Regions from separate parts of the Homo sapiens genome. Here region 2 is linked to region 1. Evidence: read pairs that join two places in POLR2A ChIA-PET (ENCODE). Cell type or tissue: A673. All regions are shown on one strand. Links, peaks and the distances in the headings refer to the core of each region. The heading gives the core; the rest is flanking DNA. Region 1 overlaps PFDN1 (prefoldin subunit 1). Region 2 has its middle 36 kb from the start of HSPA9.

Region 1 (5,386 bases), core at 313-5,312:
ATTTGAGAGTTTGTTACTGGGACACAAAAGAATTGGAACAAAGTAGAACCCTTGAATATGTGTCTGTGTAGTATGAAATGCATTGTTGGCATTCACTACAGGATAATTTTATCCTTAATGTGAATATCCTTAGGTCTTAAAACAGTAATGCCAGCTTTATTAACATGTTGTACTTGGATTTCACATCACTGCGCTAGCCTTTGTTTGCAATAGCTAAAGAATTCCTTTTTCAAAATAGAAAAAACGTTTTACTCCCTTTGGGCTTTTGAGCTACAGTGAAGTTTTAATTTTTAATTAGAATAGTTTCATTTATTAAACGTTCTGCAGAAGTGTTAGGAGAGTTGTTTTTTGTACATATTTTCCAAAGTGCTACAGATAAGTTGTTTTCCATACCAAGAATTTTGGAGTTTAAAGGCTAGGATATGAATTAATAAATAGTAGAATGGTATTATTTCCAGAAGGTTTATTTCATATAAATTACGTTTCTTAAAAGAAGTGTGGAGTTTTAAATGTTTGGATAAAGTTGAGCTTCTACATGATTTCAGACTTCTGTTTTAAATTTGACTTTAGTGCTGTCTGCATCTCACCGGGAGTATGAGTTTGACCCTGTATTGTAGGGGCATGTAAGGTGAATAGCGTTTGTTGTTTGGCTAGCGTATTAGTGCCCTGAGAGGAAGAAAAGACTTGCTGAGTATTAGTCTGGTCATGAGGATGTTCTCTTTCTTGATGCTAAACCTGAGATATCTATTTCTGAATTTATAGTCGAGTAATTTTGGGTATCATTGTGATTCACTTCTTTAATTCTAGTCTTTACCTTACTTTGTTTTTTCTTTTCCATTTTGAGTGTTATTTGGGAATTCTGACTAGAATATTACTTTTTCCCAAATTTTCATTTTAAAACCGTAATAAAATGGTTATAATAAAATCCAAAACTTCATTTTTCTTTTAGAACATGCAGTAGATTTTCCCATTGCTGAAATTCAGGTCTCATTGCTTCTTGCCTGGACTTTTATGATAGCATCTTAACTGTTCTTTCTTCCTGCCTTCATTCTGTCTGTCCAAATCCATTCTTCACATATCTTTCAGAATTAATCACATCAATATTCTTCCTAAAGTCCTTTGTTCATCCTCTGTTGTCCACAGGATAAAATCTAAACTTGTTGGCCTTGCATTCATGGTTATTCATAATCTGTTCTTAATTTACCCTTTGCCTCAAGTCCCACCACTTTCTTTTTCCAGGGTTAGGATAGCATGTATATTTCATCTCATGGACCTACCTCCTTCTACTAGTTTGTGTTATATGTTGAGAAGAATTTTGAGATGTCAAATGGGTTTTAAACATGCTTTAATTGATTAGTGATGTCTGTTACACAGTGAGGGTAGAAGAGTAGTAGCACATGTACTAGAAATTGTTATCCTACCCTTGCCACATAGGTTTCCTCACACATGTTATGTTTTTGTGCTTTTTTGCTTTTGCTCAGTCTTTGGCGAATAACATTGTCCTTGGCTGGCAATATTCCTCTTTTCCTTGTGAAATTCTTATCCTTCAAGACATAGCTCTACTCTTACTTTGCCTCTGAAGATTTTTTCAGCCCCTGGGGCAGACTCATTCACTCTTTCCTTGGCGATAGTAGGGCTTTTGTTCCTACAGCTAGTAAAGCACATTGAGTGTGTAGGTGTGTTTAAATGGGTCGGTCTTCCCAGCCAGATTGTCAGCTCTGGGAGACCATGTATATATATTATCTTTGTTTCCTCATTCTCAGTATAATGTCTGGCACAAAATAGCTATTAAATGTGTATTGATTTGAATTGAATCTGATTCTTTTTTCTGGCCTAAAATAACTTTTTTCTTTTGGTTTCTTAGAAAAAAAAGTATTTTAGAAAGTGTTAGAGACTTAAGAATGAGTTTATTATCCTATTTTAATATATGATCCATGTAAGATGAAATTATAAAAGTAACATATATTTTGACTAAGGTCAAAAAAATTATATCTGACCAAAATCACGTCCTCTGATCTGACAGGATTAATTCTTCATTAAATATATTGAGAAGGTTGTCTAATTCTAAATACCAGCCAGTTGAAGAGACACTCAGAACTAAAAATATAGAAAACCCAAACCTTAAAGATTATGCTTGAGGGTAGTATAATCCTTAGAGAATAAAGGCTATTTTATGCATAATAATATCAATGTATTTTTATCCATTTTACCTTCCTCATCTTCACACAGAATGTAAGTCAGATTTTTTTTTTTTAGGGTATGTATTTAGTTAAACAAATCATTGCAGACCCAGATATCTTTCATTTCATAAGTATGGACACATTTTGTAGTGTTAAATACCTCTTATACATGGCTATTTTTGGTTTAAAACAAGGAAAGTCAAGCTACAGGATAAGAGATGATGAATTGCTATATACTGTAAGCTCTGAGTATTTGTTGCTCAAAGCTATATTCCATCCAGTCTTTTGGCGTGTTGCCAGCACATTTTAGTTCTCTTACTTCATCTTCTTTAGAGAGGCTGTTATGTAGCCTGATACTACTACCACCAATTTCTAGTTTTGCTACTTAAGCTGTTTGTGAGCTGACCTCACCATACTGCTTTGAGAACTATGATGAAAGTTACAACTGGGGAATGATCTGTCTGAGTATTTGGAAGTGTTTGTCTTTGCATCTTTCTAGCATGCAAGGAGGGAATAGACAAATCTTAAATGTTATGTGAATATTTCTTGTATATATTTTTTCATGGATAAAAATGTTTATAATTGCTTGTGGGGGTTTTCTTCCTTTTCTACTTTGCATAGTAGAGGATAGGAGTATTTTTAAAATAAGAATTATATTTGAAAGTGCATATAAATGACATTTAACCATACTAGTGTTTGAAAGGACCATCATTAGAATAAATGTCAAACTTACTTTTATGAACAATAAGTATGATCCTAACCCTGATTTGATGTCAGATCTATTATTTGAACACCCTTTTTGCTTGAGCATTACATAAATAACATTTCTTTTTTCCAAAAGAGACAAATTAACTTTTTTTTTAATATGAGGAACTTGAGTAGATTAGCCTTTAAAAAGAACAATTAGTGCCTTTTTAAAACTTGAACCTAACTAAAAATAACTTTGTACCATATTTAAACTAATTTAGAGGTATGCTACCATTCTGTGGGTATTTTTTACATTTAAGGAACTAAGAATGAACAATGGTATAAATCTGCCAACTAGATAAGTGTCTAGCAATGCAAAAATTGCTGTTTGGGAGCGGTGTTACTATTTCTACTTGTTGAAGTAATTTAATGGTTGATCTCTAACGGTTGAAAGATCCAGAAGTGTAAAACTTAAGATAAATGTGGCATAAGTAGAAAGTGAAACAGTAGGTGTATTCCTGATAGGTAACAATTAAAAAAAATCTAAATAGTTAAGCAGTTTTTCAACTGTTTAGGTTGTAGAAATCTGAACTCTTTATGACAGCTTGGCTGAACTGCCCTTTGTTTAGAATGTTATGTTGGTTTTGTTGTGATTGTATTTCTTAGTTTGGATGTTGACCTATAATTTGAATCGTGGCATTTAGTAAAGGTGGGATGAAATATATGCAGCTTCCCTTAGTTATGTTAAATGTTAATAGAAAGGGGTATGCTCATACTGCTTCAAGTTTTGCAGCCCTTTTACAATTTCATGTAGCTATAGAGTTGGTCTTCCAGTCAATTTCAGGTAATTTTAAAACTGAAGAAATGGTCATACTATATTTTATTGCTAAGAGATTAGGAAATGAAATTTAAAAAATCTTAGTATAGTAAATATTATTGATATTGTTGATAAATACTGTTGATATTACAGTGAAAATAGTTTATATTGTTGCTCTCAGCAGAATCAAATTTGGATATTTTATTTAGTGCATACTACAGGGGAAAAAATAATGTGTGAGATTACTTTTGGTGTGAGAGTCACATTGCAAATGCCAATTTATAAATTCATTTTATACCCTCTTTAAAGGTATTAATCTGTATTTTAGAGAAAGTGAAGCAAAGATAGTTGTCAAAAGTAAGATGAGATTACTTTTTAGATTTTACTTGAAGAAAGAGAAGTTCTTGGTGTTCAGCTGCTTTTACTAATAGAACATGACCCACCCTTCTTGTGTTTTTATACAGAGCCATTTAAAGTCATGGCTTTCATTGCCCAGAGTTCTAAGGGAAAACAACAACATCTTTTCCTGTTGTGCAGGGAAAAATGACTTAAGTTTTGTTGACGCTGAATATGTATATAACCCCAGATGGGCACACATTCCTCTTGCACAGATTTAGTACTCTGGGGAGAGGAGATTTTTAAGTCATATTCTTAATTTCCTTAAGTTGTCAGTGATTTAAAAACTTGATGTTCATTATAACTCTGCTCTACTGCTGTCTAGAATGACATCACTGTTTTTGTGCCAGAGGGAGTTAACAAACATTTGCGTAAGAATTACATAGTCCTGTTTCTTCTGCAGACGAGTACTTTTTAATAATTATTTCCCTGCTTCCCCTCCCATATGCCCCAGTCTAAAGATTCTCACCAAAACACAGGAAATTAATTTTGAAAATGTTATGCTAATTAGATGTCTATTGTTAAAAAAGGGAAAAGTCTGTTATCTTGGAGAGTACAAACATACTAAAATAAACTTGCTATGGGGTTACTTATTTTAGGCTTTGGACCTGTTTTAAAAACATAAATGTAATTGATTCATTTAGCTACTTGGTGGACTTTGCTTGCTTCTGCATTTCCTGACATCAAAAGACCTGGCCTTTTTTTTTTTTTTTAACTGACAAAGGATTAAACAAAATCAGCCTTTGTTGTATGAAAAGTAGCAGTCATTTGCGGGATACTACAGTGTTTTCCAGTCAATGATAAGCAACTGAGCGAAAGGTGAAAAGTACCATTTGCTTGCTGTTCCTATGTAAAAATATTAAGGTAGCAGCAGTCTTGAACTGTTAACTTTGTCACTGAGGAATTGTGTGCTGTAACTGACTTAATTAGCTGAATTTCTCTGAAAACAGTCAATTTTAAGCCATACCAAGAATTTTCTGATTTTAGCTGCCACTTATCTCATAGTGCAAAGTTAGGAATAACTTACTATCTAATCTGAGAGAGAGGACTGAAATGTTCATGTCAAGGAACATAATCTGCTTAATGAAATATCCAAGAAGGAGCTCAGAAAAATATTGACTTAGAAGGTGAGTCAGTTCATATATATGAACACGCACTTGGTAATGCCTTTTGTCATTCTTTTTTATTTATAATATCAGAAATTGCTGTTAACTGCAAATATACTTTACTCTGATGAAATACTTAGGATTACTAGTGTGTTACATGTACCATTAGTGCCCATGCTTTTGTGAAGAGTGTATCCTTA
Region 2 (5,386 bases), core at 222-5,221, 1.7 Mb after region 1:
AAGAGCATTCATTAAATGTAAGAAGTTATTATAATCATAAGCAAATAGACATCACTAAGTCAGATAAGCTGTTAAAAGTCATTGCAGGCCTTTAAATTTTTTTAAAAAAATACAGCCTTGCTATTTTTTAAAAGTATTGCCTCTAAGAGTTGCTTTAATAAGTTGCTAGAAAGGAGTGATTTATAAGTACCATATTGTTGGAATGCAAATAGATACTTCAAAGAGGTAAAAGTAACTTGTTTTCTTGAGTGGGATAAATATTTCCCTTGGGATCTTGTTTACAAACTCAAATATTTTGTAAGCAAATAATGCTAAGAGAAACTCTAGCCCTTACTTTGGTGAAATGCTCACAAAACTGTATTCTGAGCTTTGAGTAAATGAGGTTTTTTTGTTTTTTTTTAATTTCACTATTTATTGAGTTTTAAATACTCTAAGTTGTAGTTCATATATAACATAAATAGCTCTGTGAAAGGAAGAAAAACTATATTTCAGGTACTTTTGAGGTTATTAAGCTCAGAAAACCCTGGGAAAATGAACTTGAATCTATGGAAATATTTGTTAATCTCACAAATCTACCAGTTCTTTTCTCCACTCGAAAGTTAATTCATATACACCATGAAATACTATGCAGGCATAAAAAAAGAAGGAGATCATGTCCTTTGCAGGAGGAGCCGGAGACCATAATTCTTAGCAAACTAACACAGGAACAGAAAAGCAAACACTACATGTCCTCTTATAAGCGGGAGCTAAATGATGAGAACACATGGACACAAAAAGGGAAAAAATGAACACTGGAGATTACTGGATGGTGGAGTGTGAGAGGGAGAGGATCAGGAAAAATAACTAATGGGTACTAGGCTTAATACCTGGGTGATCAAATAATCTGTACCACAAAGACCCATGACTTAGATTTACCTATATAACAAACCTGCACATGTACCCCTGAACTTAAAATAAAAGTTACAAAAAGAGCTAAGCATTCTGGGGGAAAAAAATTCATAATTTTTGAGTAAGCTTCGTACAATTTTCCACAGCAGCTGAATCATTTTACTTCCCAATGAATTTGCCAACTCTTACCTTTTGTTTCCCTTTATAGTAGCCATCCTAATAGACGAGATGACATCTCACTATGGTTTTGATTTGCATTTCTCTAACAGTTAGTGTTGTTAAGCATCTTCTCATGTACCTTTTGGCAATGTGTATGTCTTCTTTGGAAAAATGTCTGTCATATAATCCAACAATCCCACTTCTGTATTTTTATCCAAAACAATTGAAATCAAGATCTCCAAGAGATGTCTGCATTTTCCTGATTATTGCATTATTTACAATACACATGATATGGAAACTAATGCCCATCAATAGATAAGCAAATACAGCAAACATGGCATATACATACAATAAAATATTATTTGGCCTTAAAAAGAAGAAAATTCTGTCATATATGACAACATGGATGAATTTGGGGTACATTATACTAGGTGAAATAAGACAGTCACAGAAGCACAAACTGCACTGTTCTCCTTACACCAATTATCTGAAATAGACTCATAGAAACAGAAATGAGAATGGTGCTTGTCAAGTGCTGAGGGATGGGGGAAATAGGGAGTTGCTGTTCAACAGGTATAAAACTTCAGTTATGCAAGATGAATAAGTTCTAGACCTCTGTTCACCATAGCACCTATAGTTAATATAGTTAATATTACTGCATTGTGTATTTAAATTTTTGTTAAGACCGTAGATCTCATGCTACGTGTTCCAACTACAATAAAGACGTCAATTCACAGTGAATATATCATTATAAATAGATATTTATATTTTCTCCGTGAAGCTTCATGTAATATTAACTAACTTCTTAAGAATATTTAATGGTGTTCCAGCTACCTGCGAGTAAATGAAGTTTTTACCCTGCAGAAAAGGAGTCATTGCCCAAATGAAATACCCTGATTTCAAAAGCATGAGGAAGAAGTGTCAATCTGGAGGTTTTTCATTGTATACATGTTTATTCTAATGCCGCGCAATATTGGGTAATGGCCAACCTATTGCACAAACATTTTTCAAGTATTCATGTGTAGACTATCTAAGGGCAGCTGTCTAACCAATCTTGTATATGATTCTTTTTGTTCTGTCTGCTTTTATCTTTACTGTTTCCCAACACACACATGCACGCCCAATTCACATCCACACTCAGACACACATTTACTCACAGGCATGCATAAACTAACACACTAACACACACATTCTCTCTCTTTTTTGTTCTCTTCTACACACACATACACATACACACCCACTTAGCCCAGAGCAAGCAGAGCCCAGAACTGTGTCTTCTGGTGGCTACGGAAAGATCCCATGACCCCTCTGAAAAGCATCTCTTTGTTCCCTTTCTCCCCTCACTGTAATGTTTCCTTTTCCTGAATATCACGCAGCAAGGGGCGGGGAGGGAAGGAAGGGAGAAAGGAAGGAAAGGAAACCGTGGTCTCCCCCCAGCCCAGCAGTGCAGGCTGTGAGAAGCAGAAGGCTCCTGCTCCTGGGTGCTGGCATCTCTCCTGCCATTTTTTCTGAAACTTTGGGGTGTTTTTCTCTCCGCAGCACCCACGCTCCCCTCCCTTTCTGCCAAAGCTCCTTGTTGTGACAGAGCGAGCGGCTGGTGGGTGGGGGGAGGGGAATCAGCTAGGTGGCCTCCTGGCTGAGTTACAGCTCCCCCTCCAGGAGCAGGGAGGGCGGAGATGAGACCACAGACAAATCCTAGAAGCCCCCCTAGTGCTGACCCCCCTACATACCCAGAGCGTCTGTACACCCCCCAACACCCACCCATACACACACACACATACACACACACACACACACACACACACCCCAGATGAGCGTGGCAGGCACAGCCACACAGTAACACTCAGGCAGGAAACCCCATGTCACATTGGCATGGGTCTGCCCAGAAGCAATCCATGCCCCACGCCCCCTCCTTTGATCTCTCACCCCTCTGCTGGGCCAGAGAATGTTGCTGGGTGCTGGGCCTTGGGTGCATGGACTCCGATACCACCGGCACTTCAAGCACAGGGACCACCAGCGGCAGCGCCAGCGACTGCCCAACCCCCTCCTCCCAGGGCTCCAGCAGCACACCCTGAAAAACACAGACACAGTCCTGCTTGGGGGGCGGGGCAGAGGAAGTGTGGGGTACATCTCATGGGCTGTGGCCTCGCTCCCCTCGGGTTCAGCTGATGGCCAGCAGTCCCTGGGTTTGTCTGAGAGAGAGATATCACTACAAGAGGGAAGGAGAAAGGATTCAAGGACCTCTCAGAGCTCTCTCAAAACTCCAAGAGAACCAGCCAGTGAGAGCCAAGTGACGGTCCTGAGTACCGGAGGACCCGGCGTTGCCAAGCTAGATCCTGGGTCAGAAAAGTCAAAGGACATTCCCTACTGTGCGGGGATAAAACATGTGACTCTGTGGGCTCAGCTGCAAGTACCCAAAGATGGGCCGCATCATTTTCCTTGCTGGCCACTGGAGGGCCAATACCCTGCCCTCCTCCCTCCCCAAGACCTTCTCTTTATCCGGCTGCTTCTCTGGTCCCTGTGCTTTAAGCACATTATTTTATTTTAATTTTCATAACTCCACAGGGTGTTACTGTAGAAAAAAAAAAACTTGTGGTTCAGGAATTTTACATGATTTGATCAAGATTACAGCCAAGCGCGCGGTGGCGTGTGCCCGGAGTCCCAGCTACTTGGGAGACTGAGGCAGGAGGATCACTTGAGCCCAGGTCAGGAGTTGGAGTCCAGTCTTCAGCCTGGGTAATATAGCGAGACCTCATTTCTGTCTCTCCGAGAGAGAGAGAGAAAGAGAGAGAGACGGAGAGAGAGAGACAGAGAGAATACACAACTAGCAAGTGAGGGAGCCAGGGTTCGCCCCCATGCCTGGGTAACTCGTAACCTTGGCCCTTCCCACTGCTTCTCAGGAGCGCGCCACTGGAACCTTCCCAGCTTCCTCTGAGTGAGCTGGAGAGGGAGTGTGGTGTTGAAGAGAGTGTTGGGGGAGGTAGAAGAGGCATCTGCCTACTGACTTTCTTCCAAGGGAACAAAAGTAGCGCAGCCTGGGAACCCTCTGCGCTGTCTTGCAAGCCTTGGGAGGCAGTGCCCAGTGGCTCGGGTGATTCCTCTAGTGCCATTTCTCCTTCAGGACCCCACACTTTCTTGGCCAGTGTGCTACATGGCTGCAAAAAGCCCAGCCCTGGACAGGCAAAGAATGTGTTGATTCAGAAACAGTTTTTAAATTAATAAGCACGTGGTGATTCAGGCTGTTTGTTCAGGGCAACGTGCTGCCTAAATTGGAATGTGCCAAACTCCGTTCTCCCACTTTCCCCCACCTCCTCCGCCTCTCCAGGTCCTGGCTGTTCCCCATGTCATTCTGGTAGTCAGAATTCCGGTTCCTCCATACCCTCAGGCAAGGCAATTATTAGTCTGCAAAGCCCAACTTGCCAACTGAGCAGCTTCCCTGGGCTCTGAGGTCTCTCCTGGGTGTGTGTGTGTGTATGTGTGTGTGTGTGTGTGTGTGTGTGTGTGTGTGTGTAAAGTACTTTTTCTTCTTAAATTGAAAAGTGATTAATCCATCGGTTCTCCTCTCTTCTGGAACGTGTCCTAGGAGGACAGGTACTACTCAGTTTCATATCTGCTGTCAGGAGGTCGGCATGAGCAGCTCCTCCTTGAGGCAAGAACTACAGGTTGGGCTGTCTTGAGGATGATCAAACTGGAAATTATTCTTCCCAGAGGGGCTGCCATCAGAAGTTTATCTCATCTGATCTCCCTTCAAATAGAGTTGCTCTTCTCTTCAGCCCAGACAAACATAATACATTCAAATATTCATTTGACAATTATTTATTGAGTCTTTATGAGCCAGAAATGGTTCCAGGTGTAGGCATATGGTGGTAACGAGACAGAGAGGCACCCTACTCTCATGGGGCTTGCATTCTAGTATGTGGGGGTGGGGAGAGGCAGATAAGAAATGAGGAAACCAATAATTAATGCCAGGATATATATCAAATAAGATATGATAGAGCAGGGATCAGATCAGCAAGCTATAGTCATGGGCCGAATCTGCCTACCACCTGTTTTGTAAACAAAATTTATAAAGTAAATAAAGAGGCTGGCACAGTGGTTCATTCCTGTAATCACAGCATTTTGGGAGGATTACTTGAGGCCAGGAGTTTGAGACCATCCTGGGTAACATAGCGAGATCCCCTATTCCTGCAAAATAAATATTTTTTAAAATACCCAGGCAAACCTGGTGGGCACACAGCTGTGGTCCTAGCTACTTGGAAGGCTGAGGCCAGAGGATCATGAAGTTACAGTGAACTGTGATCGCACCACTGCACTCCAACCTGGGCAAAAGGGTAAGACC

What was found. Peaks named below come from ENCODE experiments on the same cell type or tissue, not always from the same donor. Only the 100,000 strongest peaks of a DNase experiment are listed, where the experiment ranks them.
Region 2: POLR2A ChIA-PET joins it to region 1 with 5 read pairs; 1 of 35 experiments calls an interaction of 5 or more read pairs at or near these places.

The regions. Positions count from the first base shown.
Region 1 is chr5:140,292,720-140,298,105 of GRCh38, reverse strand. All of the region lies in intron 2 of PFDN1 (prefoldin subunit 1), which reads left to right. Among named protein-coding and RNA genes, the nearest start is that of PFDN1, 7.7 kb to the left of the region's middle. In A673, for the core only: no CTCF peak of the experiment used is centred there; a DNase peak (open chromatin) is centred at 2,495; H3K27ac peaks cover 1,323 bases.
Region 2 is chr5:138,608,677-138,614,062 of GRCh38, reverse strand. It overlaps the pseudogene RPL10AP10. Among named protein-coding and RNA genes, the nearest start is that of HSPA9, 36 kb to the right of the region's middle. RefSeq lists enhancers at 2,578-3,210, 3,211-3,843, 3,844-4,476. In A673, for the core only: CTCF peaks have their summits at 2,713 and 3,461; a DNase peak (open chromatin) is centred at 2,652; H3K4me3 peaks cover 996 bases; H3K27ac peaks cover 833 bases.